3 separate regions of the Homo sapiens genome follow, and regions 1 and 2 are each linked to region 3. The links are chromatin contacts, found by Hi-C or POLR2A ChIA-PET in ENCODE. All regions are on one chromosome and are shown on one strand. Each heading gives the region's core, a stretch centred on a gene start or an enhancer-like site at or near the end of the contact. The rest is flanking DNA. Distances are from core to core; before and after follow the strand shown. Region 1 holds the start of LINC00471 (long intergenic non-protein coding RNA 471). Region 2 holds the start of ITM2C (integral membrane protein 2C). Region 3 holds the start of ARMC9 (armadillo repeat containing 9).

What was found. Hi-C counts contacts between places; a loop is a spot of excess contacts on that map. ChIA-PET counts read pairs that join two places held with the same protein, here RNA polymerase II (POLR2A). Pooled maps may share reads with other maps.
Region 1: a map with no recorded cell type shows a loop between it and region 3 (9-fold over the local background). The contact joins the promoter of LINC00471 here to the promoter of ARMC9 in region 3. A Hi-C loop is called at or near these places in 1 of 37 single-sample maps with no recorded cell type and 7 of 50 pooled maps. POLR2A ChIA-PET finds 5 or more read pairs at or near these places in 1 of 52 experiments (OCI-LY7).
Region 2: a loop to region 3 is called in a pooled map, with 2.9 times the contacts of the local background. The contact joins the promoter of ITM2C here to the promoter of ARMC9 in region 3. A Hi-C loop is called at or near these places in 1 of 37 single-sample maps with no recorded cell type and 2 of 50 pooled maps. POLR2A ChIA-PET finds 5 or more read pairs at or near these places in 4 of 52 experiments (H1, Panc1, common myeloid progenitor, CD34-positive and 1 more).

What each region holds. Positions count from the first base shown.
Region 1 is chr2:231,512,384-231,515,820 of GRCh38, reverse strand. LINC00471 (long intergenic non-protein coding RNA 471) reads left to right here and starts at 1,444. Exons shown (of 5, transcript NR_199863.1): 1 at 1,444-1,724; 2 at 2,189-2,294. RefSeq lists a silencer at 1,212-1,431 and enhancers at 1,542-1,721, 1,292-2,101.
Region 2 is chr2:230,863,003-230,866,378 of GRCh38, reverse strand. It overlaps ITM2C (integral membrane protein 2C), which reads right to left and starts at 1,437. Exons shown (of 6, transcript NM_030926.6): 1 at 1,234-1,437. The coding sequence starts at 1,353. RefSeq lists silencers at 238-337, 1,128-1,217, 1,318-1,687 and enhancers at 121-777, 778-1,436, 2,095-2,753.
Region 3 is chr2:231,196,939-231,200,848 of GRCh38, reverse strand. It overlaps ARMC9 (armadillo repeat containing 9), which reads right to left and starts at 2,218. Exons shown (of 25, transcript NM_001352754.2): 1 at 2,151-2,218. RefSeq lists a silencer at 2,073-2,412.

The DNA of each region.
Region 1 (3,437 bases), core at 195-2,694, 320 kb before region 3:
TCTTTCTTGCGTCTCTGCATGACACTTCTCCTCCCCAGGTATGGCACAAGACTCCTCTGGAATGAGGGTCTTACAACCTACTTCACATGAGGTAGGCCAGTGAATTCCTTTATGACCCTGCTTTATGGGAGGGAGCAGATTACTTACAGAGACCTTGCTTCTGTGGTTTTCTCAACTGCCAAGGTGCCATATTTTGGCACATTTATGGATTTTGCTTGTGACTTATCCTGTCCTTGTTATTGATTTTAATAATACTTCCTGGCAGGGAGTGGTGATTCAATTTGCTAATACTTTATTTGAACCCTGCATCTGTTCTTAAATGAAATGGGCTTTTGCCTTTTCTTCAGTTGTTCTTGATCAGATATATATAATATTTTCTTAAAATATTTGGGCTAATCTCATAAAGTTAGCTAGGTAACAAGAGTTTGGTGAGGTACCAAATCTAAAACAGGTAGGCAGATTGTTTTTTCTATTCTCATTCTTTCCCAGTTTGGGTCTTTCTGAAGCTAGGATAAGGCCAGGGCTCCTTACTCAAGATCACCCTTCCCTATCCCCTAAAAACACACACAATATCCCCAAAGTGTCACTGTTCAAGTTCCAACATGGGGCTAACTCCGAGGAGCTTGATCCTCCTACTGGGGCTACTGGTGTTAATGGCCATGAGGCCTTGTGAGAGCACATGTTCATGACAGTCCAACTCAAAAAACTACGAGAGTATTAAGTGATGGAGAATTAAACCTTAACTACCGAGCCTCAACTTCTTTAAATGAAAAATGAAACTTTTACCATCTAAGTCACACGTGTGTTTTGAGACGTCCATGATAAAATTTTGAAAAAGCACCCAGTACGCTGGGTGGCACAAACACGCAGCGGGCGAGGGCCCCTACAGCAGCGACAGCCTTAACGGAGAGACCCTCAGCTGTCGTCTCAGTGCCTCCTTCACGGCTGGAAACGGCGAGGACGCTAACATAGCCCTCACTGGGCGGGACGCGACTTAAACGGTTTAACGACCCCGAGCGCTGGGGTCCGTAACGGCGCCGACACACGCGCCCTTACGGACTGGTCGCTTTTAACGAGTGCTATTCACTTTCCGACTGCCCCTCCGCCATGGAGCGTCGCACCGCGTGACCGTCACCAACTCCTCGAACTCTGGGGCACCTCGGCCTTCTCCCGCGCCAACCTGGCGCGAAGACCTGGGACACCGCGCGCACCTGGACCAGCGAACCCAAAACCCCGCCTCCCGCGCTAGACCGCAGCAAAATGTCCGCTCCACGCGCAGGCGCAGCACGTGCGGCCCCCCCTCCACCCCGGCTCAAGACTCACGCCCCCAGGCTCCCGCACCGCCCGCCCCTCCCAGGGTCGCGGCTCAGGATTGGTTCAGGGGTTGCGCGGGCTCTGATTGGGCGAGGCGGAGTCACCAGGGCGCCGTATCTTTACGTGGCCGTCTTCCCCGCGCGCCTTGGATCTGGGGCAATAGCTGAGAGGGCGTCACCAGCGTGTCGGCGCCTGCGGTTTTCTTCGGGCTGTCCCCAGGCGTCGTGCCCGCGTCCGTCACGCGCGGTGGCTTGCAGGGGCGCACCGCGACAGCCTTAAAGGAAAACCTGTTAGGGACAAGGGCTGCTGTGGGCAGCGAGGGTTATAGACTCATGTGTGTTCTGAATTCTGGTGGGGGTAGTGATGGACGCTGACCCAGTTCACAGAATTATCTGACTGGCGAAGTAAAGGTACTTGAATTGCAGGTACTGTTTTTGGCCCTTTGTCCCCTGTATTTTGGCCCAATGTGCTTCCATTTGAGTAGTCTGTAGTGGAACTATATATATATTTTTTAAACAGTTACTTGAAAACACGTGACGGATCAGAATGAGAGGAATAGGAAGGAATTCCTGGGAATTTGTCTTTTTTTTTTTTTTTTTTTTTCTTAAGGAGTTTCCACTTATCGATTGTGGCAAAAGAAGAGGTATGGGAGACCTCACCTACAACATCAAAAATCACCTTTTGTATTTGTTTTTCTGTTCGCTGGTGTGAGTAAAAGATACCAAATGAAAATTAAAAGTTAAGATGAGGCCTAACATAAGTTTATTCCAAATGCCAGTTTACTGTTGGAAATACCAGAGACAAAACGTGCCTGGCTTGGAATGTGTGAAGGCCTTGTCATGTGCCTAATAATAATCTTGTCTATTTTGAGCAGGAAAAAAGGTCAAGGTGAACTGAAGAAAATAAGTCTTTCCCCAAAGGAGGTAGAAGATGGGGAAGATGAGATGTCAGAAGCTAAGGACAATGGCAGTAGAGATGAGGTAATTATATGTACAGAGTTGAGCAGAGTAGAATTTATTATTAATGCCAACAATTAAAATCCAGAGTAAAGCAGTTAAACTGCATTGTTTAATCTCAAAAGTTGGCCGGGCTGGGTGGCCGTCGCCTGTAATCCCAGCACTCTGGGAGGCAGAGGAGGGTGGGTCGCTTAAGCTCAGGAGTTTGAGACCAGCCTGGGCAACATCGTGAAACCCGTCTCTACTAAAAATACAGAAATTAGCCGAACGTGGTGTCTCCCACCTGTAGTCCCAGCCACTCGGGAGGCTGAGGCAGGAGAATTGCTTGAACCCGGGAGGCGGAGGTTGTAGTGAGCGTGCCACTGCACTGCAGCCTGGGAGACAGAGTCGGTCTCAAAGCAAAAAAACAAAAACAAAAACAAAAAACACAAACCTCAAAAGTGCTATTGCAAACACTTTTCAACTAGTATTACAAGTCCACACTAAACTGGATACCAAAACCTGACCAGGTCATTTTGAGAAATCACAGACCACTCTCTCTTTAATGAGCATAGATACAAAAATTCCAGAAATATTAGCAAATTGAATATCAATGTTATGCAAAGAGTAATACATCATAATGTATCGTGACCAAGTGTGGGTTATTTTGGGAATGCCAAGGTGTTCTTTGTTTGTAAAGTGATACTGGTTTTCTGGTAATACTGGTTTAAATCTCTTCATTCTTTAAATTGATTCATTAAAATCCATTCATTTATGGCCCAGGAGGGCGGTGCTTTCCCTCAGCCCTGCCTGGCTGTTTTAAATTAAAAAATAAAAAAGAAAAAAAAAGTCTATTACTTTGTGTACCTGCCAAACATGTTTTCATATTTCTTCTTTTGACATAGTCCTCACTATGTTCTTCTGAGAGTCTCTCCTTTGGAATTTGAAAATAGATAGGTTTAAGTTGAGTCCTGAAAGAATTAAGGTGGGTTAGTGGGTACACAGCTAATGAATATGGAATGTTTCACATGTGCAGCCATTGTACAAGGGCTTTATGCCAGGGGTCCCCAAGCCCTGGGCCACAGACTGGTCTATGGCCTGTTATGAACCAGGCCGCACAGCAGGAGGTGAGTGGTGGGCAAGTGAGGGAAGCTTCATCTGAATTTACAGCTGCCTCCCCATTGCTTG
Region 2 (3,376 bases), core at 188-2,687, 330 kb after region 3:
GCCCCTTAATGCCCCAGGCAAGACTGAACCTGAGCCACAAAACCTGGGGAGGGGGCTAGGCGTTCAGGAAGACTCTTCAGAAGCCTGCATCTGGAAGTGGGGAAGCAGTGGACAAAGACTTTCTCAGTCCTGCCTCAATGCGGGGTGGGGAGGCGGGGAGGACATGGGCTTGGTAAGCCACAAGACCGCTGGGGGCGGCGCCCACGTAGACACCTTTGCCAGGCACAATAAAACCTGGCTGGGCCAGCTCTCCCTCCCTCCCTGTCCCTGCCCGCCACGCGTTCTGCCCCCTGCGGGCCCTTCCCGGACACAAGGCACGCAGCTCAGACAGTTTTCCACGGCGGAAATGCCTTCTCTCCCCCCCGGCCAGAGGGAAAGTGGAGGAAGCCGGGGTAGGGGAGGGGGATGACAGGGGTGGGGGAACGCGCACAGAGCCCGGGGACCCAGGATGCAAGGGCACTGGGGCAGTTGGGAGCCCTCCCCGTGGGGTCGGGGGACAGCCCAGCGAGAGGCTGGGAATGGAGAAAAGAGAGGGGAGCAGGGAGGCCCAGACGGCAGGGCGTGGGGTGGGAAGGGGGCACCCGGCCTCGGACCCCCGACGTCCAGAGGCCGCAGCGCCGTCGGTTCTGGCTGATTTCCATTTCATCACTTTCTGGTCTGTCAATTCCGGTGCAGGCCAGCAGCACATCCTCTGTCCCTCGCAGCCCCCAATTTCGGAGGAAATCAACGGCCCCACCCTCTTCGTTGGTACCAGACCCCCCCACCCCCAATTCCCCAGCCAATCAGGTCCCACCGCCCTACTTTGGAAAAACTACGTCTAACCCTCCTCCCATCCCCCACCTGGGGACTCGACTCGCGGCTTTCCCAGTTGATTGGAACCAGACGCGTACCCCCCCACCAACATTCCTCGAACTTCTTCGGACCAGCCCCCTCCCCCTATAAGGCGGCGAGGGGGCCCCCACTTTTGGAAGAGACCTCGAGCACTTCTCCACCTGAAGACCAGAACCAGACGCCTCCCACTCTTCGGACTTCAGCTTTTGGCTGCCGCTTTAGTACGGGACTTAAGCCCCCTCCTCATTCTGGGATAAGCAACCATTCGAGACTTCCCAACCCTGCTCCACCCCGGGCTCTGGGGCCCTGACGCGCCTCGGGCAGTCCCCAGGGCCGACGGGGCGCGCCTGGGTCGTGAGCCTGGGTCCCCCGCCCCACCGCCTGAGCCCCAGACCCTCTCACCCTAGCCGGCGTCAGCAGGATCTCGGTGGCCGAGGCCGGCGCAGGGGCCGACGCCGACGCCTTGTCAGCCTTGTCGCCCTTGATGCCAGCCACGGCGGGCTGGAAGCTAATCTTCACCATGGCTGCGCCGGCCCGCGCGTCCGCCCCGCAGCCTCTGCCGGTGCAGCCTCGGTCTCTGCCTCCGCCGCTCCGAGCTCTGCAGGCACCGGAAGTTTGGATCCCGCTCGCGTCCCTCTCTCTAACCCCACCCCCAGCCCTCCCCGCCCCGTCCCCGCGGGAGGGCCCCGGCGCCCGCCGCGCCTGCGCCCCCTTCCCGCCCGCGGGGCCCGCAGTGACCCCTGCCGGGCGCGCCGCTCCGCACCTGGGGCGGGTCGGAGTTCCTTCTGCCGCTCGCTCGCACAGTCACTCACTCGCTCGCTCACTCACTCACTCACTCACTCGCTCACTCATTCATTCAGCCGTCACGCTCGGATCCGTTCTCCGTAGCATAATCCCTTCGCATTCCCTGTCCAAGGCCAGCATCCCCGCAACGCAAGTCTTTGTTAACCCAGTGTTTGCCAGGCAAATGCAGCTTCCAGACAACTCACCCGTCTCTCCTGCCCCACTTCAGGTCTTCCCCTTTAGAAACGCTGGAGCCTCCGCTCTACCTGTCCCCACGCCCCCCTCCTCCGACCTGTCCTTGGCGCGGGGAGGAGGCTTTGAGACAGGCGCCAAACTGCTGCCTCCGTCTTGCCTTCTGAAGCCATCCACGCCTCCTTCATCCTCCATCTTGCTTCTGCCTTCATTCTTTATTCCTGCAAAACCTTCCTGGGGGGTCCTGGGGTGCACGCTGGAGCCGCCTGGAGTGGAGAAGGGAAGGCCGCCCCTGCTCCCTGGCTCCTTCGTGTTGCTGCGACCTCAGTTATTGGGTGACCTCCTGAACTGCCCTTGTCTCACTCATCCAGGAGGACCCTGGCGAGAGTGGAGGGAAGACCCCCAGGGCGGGTGTCAGAGGCTCGGGTTCCACTCAAGACTCTGCTCCTCCCAAGTATCACGGGTACTGGGGAAGCAGGGGCTTCTGTTGCTGGGATGGCTGCTCTTGGCACTAACGCCCTGAATCTTTCCTCTTTGCTCCTGGTCCAGACTGGGCCAGGGACAGCGCCCAGCAACACACACAGGTTGTGCTGAGTGGTCCGCTTTGGTTCTGCTGTTGGGCTGCCAGTGGAGGGCAGGGGAGTCCGTCCGCTTCTTGAGGACAGTCCGGGGTCCTCCACTGATCTCTCTTCTCACCTTTCAGGTCTTTTGCAGCTGCCTTGGGCCCTTAGCGCCCACGTCCCAGACCCGGACCTCTTGGCTCAGATCTTGGATGAACCTAGCAACCTTGAGGACAGACAGGTGGGGAAAGAAGAAAGTCTAACTGATGCTAAGGCCACCAGCCTGGGGAACTGGGGGGAGGGAATGGGGAGGTGGAAGAAGACAGATGGTTTGGAGGAGACGAGGAGGAATCTGGTTTGGCACAGAGCCAGAGAGGAAGGTGTTATGGACTACCGCTCATCACCTGCTCCAGATCCCATGGGAAACCTGGTGTCTGGAGAAGGCAAGCTCCACGTCTTGCTTAGGCCACACCCCCAACATGCATTCCTTCACTCAGTGTTTTCCAAGCACCCCTGTGTGCCAAGCATTGTGTTAAGCTCTGTGGCAGAAAACAGAGATGCCCAAGACACAACCCAGCCACCAAGGATGTGGTCATGTGAAACCTTCTATGAGTGGCATTCTTTCACGTGCATTCAATTATTTAATTTTCATCACAGCCTCTGTGACCTACACATTAGCCTCATGTTAATAGTGATAGAAGGTAGCATGACTAAACCCAGGGTCGCAGAGCTGGTTTGGCACAAATCTCTGGTCAGCAAGACAGGGCCACCTGGGTGAAGCATCCACATGCCTGAGATTGGCAGGCGAGCACCCCACTTCCCCTGGAAGGCCTTCCCAGACCGGCTGGGATAAGTCCCTTTCCTGTGCACCTTCAGCACTGTGCACATCCCCCTCGGGCCTCTCCTTACGCTTGACCATGGACTCAATGCCGGCCAAGTGCTGGGCGTACAACCTAGTGCAGTGATTCCTAAATTTTTTGGTTTCAGGACCCCAAGAGCTTTTGTTTAGG
Region 3 (3,910 bases), core at 969-3,468:
TTTTTTCTTTTTCTGAGATGGAGTTTAGCTCTGTTGCCCAGGCTGGAGTGCAGTGGCGGGATCTCGGCTCACTGCAACCTCCACCTCCTGGGTTCAAGTGATTCTCCCACCTCAGCCTCCCAAGTAGCTGGGGTTATAGGCATGCGCCATGACGCCCAGCTAATTTTGTTGTTTTGAGATGGAGTTTCACTTTTGCCGCCCAGGCTGGAGTGCAAAGGTGCAATCTGGCTCACTGCAACCTCTGCCTCCCAGGTTCAAGTGATTCTCCTGCCTCAGCCTCCCAAGTATATGGGATTACAGGCGTCCGCCACCAACGCCCAGCTAATTTTTGTATTTTTAGTAGAGACAGGGTTTCACCAGGTTGGCCAGGCTGGTCTTGAACTCCTGACCTCAAGCGATTCACCCACCCAAAGTGCAGGGATTACAGGCATGAGCCACTGCACCTGGCACTTCTTATAACCCTGTTCACAAAGACAGGGAGCTGTATTTCAACTTCATATCCCCAGAACCTAACAGAGTGTCTAGTAAGCAAGAAAGGTACTCAAGGCATATAATGAATAAATGAAGCCGGAGCTGAGGGGATGTCATTTTAAAGGCCCTGGAACGGGAAAAGTGAGTTTCTGAGAATTTGAAACCTTGAGGCCAACCTCAAGGCCTTTGCGCATATTACTCTCTCCGCCTAGAACACTCTTCCCTCTCTTCACCTGGTTAACCACTGTGCCTAATAAACATCACCTCCTTAGAGTAGACCTCCCTAAGCCGTTTAAATAGTATCTGCTGTGATCAACTGTCATTGAATGTGAGTGCTGCTGGGTATCCTATTACTCAACATTCTTAGAAATTACAGAATTGGCCAGGCACAGTGGCTCACACCTGTAATCCCAACACTTTGGGAGGCTGAGGCAGGCGGATCACCTGAGGTCAGGAGTTCGAGACCAGCCTGATCAACATGGTGGAACCCCATCTCTACTAAAAATACAAAAATTAGCCGGGCGTGGTGGCGTCTGCACCTGTAATCCCAGCTACCAGGGAGGCTGAGGCAAGAGAATCGCTTGAACCCAGGAGGTGGAGGTTGCAGTGAGCCGAGATCATGCCACTCCACTCCAGCCTGAGCGACAGGGAAAGACTCCGTCTCAAAAAAAGGAAAAGAAAAAGAAATTACAGAATTTTCTCTAAACTTTTATATCATAATAGGTATCATTTATTGAAGGTATATGGTATGCCAGGCAATGTGCAAAATGTTTTACATTTAACCTTCATAGTAAACCTGACAGGTGAATATAGTTTATATTTTCCCATTCCAGATGAGGCAATTTGAGGCCCAGGAAGTCTGACACACTCCCAACAGCCACAGTAAGTGACTAAGCGGCTGAAAAGAACCACTACACAGTATTTCCCAAAGTCTGGACCACCTAAATCAGAATCAGCTGGCACGCTTGTGCAAATGAAAATTCCTGCCTCCACCCTGGTCTTACTGAACACCGTGGCAGGCACCATGCCCAGAAATCTGCCTTTTAAACAAGCTCCCTGAGTGACTTTTACACACTCTCAAGTTTGAGAACCAGTGCTCTCCTTTATGCGGAAACTAAGAAAAACTTTTCCAGTTACATTTGGGGATTGCAGCGGCAGCTTTTGAATTCCTATATAAGAAAGATTTAGGGCCCACAAACGGGTGGGATTATGGGATTTGTATGGAAGCCGAATCTGCATAGCACGCATCCTGTTTTTCCTAAGATTAGGTGAAGTCTGGACTTCAACTGGGTGCCTCAGGAACGCGGCTAGCAGATGGAGATTATCAGGGGGATCTAAATCCCGGATAACCCGCTCGCGCCGCCACCACCAGCTGGATGGCTTGAGGGACCCCCTCCAAGTATGGCCCACTGCAGCAAAGATCAGGGACTACTTGCGGGAAGCAGCTGGGCCTGTCCTTTCTTGGGATGTCCAGGCGGCCGCCTCGGCCCTTGCCGAAGAAAGATCCCTGGACCGCAGGCGAGAAGTGGTAGCATCCGGCGGCGGCGGAGCGGGCGCGTCGGGTTTTTCCTCGGAACAAGAGGTCCGCAGAGCCTCGGCCCTCCAAACGCACCGCTGCTCCTCCCAGCACCAGGACGGCGGGCGGAGGGTGGCCCGGCTGCATCCGGGGACGCGCTTACCTGCTGCTCGGCCGCGGACACTCGCGCTATCCCAGCCCGGCCGCCACCTCCGCAGCCGTCACCCGGGCAACCGCCGCCGCCACCCCGGCGTCACGTGGGGGCGGCGCAGCCAATCGCGCGGGGCGCCGCCGACGCGGAGCAGCCTGGGAGGGAAGGTGGGCGACCCCGAAACTTCCTGGCGGCGGAAGTGAGGGTCCACAGCCCAGCAGTGGTGAAGGTTCACGCGCTGGATGACCGCGTCTTCTGTGGTCCTCTCCACCACTCCACTTTCGTTCGTTCATTCATTCGTTCATTTCCCTTTCGTTGCGCCAGTCGCTGCGCCGGCTCTCGGGATGAGCCGGAGCAGGCTCAACCCCTTGTCTCAAGGAGCTCGTGGTCGCGTAGAGAACACAAACTAGGACAGTGTGGTGTCCGTGGGGAAAGAGTCAGGCATGGTTATTCCCATCTTAAAGGAGGGACCTGGGGCCACCTTAGAACCAAAAGTGACGCCCAAGATGTGCATTAAAGCTCCGGGGACCAGGGTCCCGCCCCACTGCAGCGGTTTCCAAGGATTTCAGAGAAACTTTTTGTTTTCCATGTCAAATGTGGGCTATTAAAAATAAATCAGGAGCACACGTCTTCCCTCTCTTTGCACCTGATGCTTTTGAACTGAAGTTCATCAGCACTGAATGAGCACTTGCTAGTCACCCAACTTTGTGCTGGAGGGTGAAGAGATGGCCATGGATAGAAAATCCCTCCCCTCCAGGCGTTGAGATTCCGTGGGAGTCTCTCGTTGCCACCTCAGTGTTTCCACCTCCATGCTTCCAAGAAGGAGGAGGCTACCAGGGCCAGAGACAGGGAATGGGGCACGGAGAAGGTAGGTCAGCTCGCCTTTGAAGAAGCCCTAAGATGGGCTGTGGCCACCACTTCCCCAGTCCCCAACCCTGCCAGTGGATTGTCTTCCAAAAGAAAAAAAGCTGTATTTAGTAGAAGAGAGCCCTATCTTCTGTCCAGGTAATATGGATTGAAAATAAATCTTCAATCCATGGCCATAATATTTATCGTCAACACAACTGTATGCCGGGAGATGCCAGACAAAATATAGAACACACAGTTAAATGTAAATTTTAGATAATGTTTTAGTGTAAGTAAATCCCAAAAACTGCTTCATTTTATTGTGCATGTAGGATGTTATATTGTTCTGTATTTTTGTTTGCAAAACGTGCAGCCTATATGTGTGCCCAGCATTGTGCTAAGTGAATCATATAGATTGTTTTCTTTAGTTCTCACACCAGGCCCGGCACGGTGGCTCACACCTGTAATCCCAGCACTTGGGAGGCCAAGGCAGATGGATCACCTAAGGTCACAAGTTTCAGACCAGCCTGGCCAACATGGTGAAACCTGTCTCTACTAAAAATACAAAAATTAGCTGGGCGTATTGGCATGTGCCTGTAGTCCCAGCCACTCGGGAAGCTGAGGCAGGAGAATCCTTGAACCCGGAAGATGGAGGTTTCAGTGAGCCGAGATCACGCCACTGTACTCCAGCCTGGGCAACAGAGTGAGACTCTGTCTCAAAAAAAAAAAAGTTTTTAATTCTCACACCACATCTATGAGATGAATAATATTTTCAGCATTTTACTGATTGACAATGTTGTAATTAACCTGAGCTGTGTGCTCTTAGAAAACAGCCACAGTTAAGAAATCTCACCCACGCACCCCCAAACCTTTTGTTTTCTAAAATCCTCCACACTTTTGTGTTCTGGGAAGTAGCTTATCAGAAA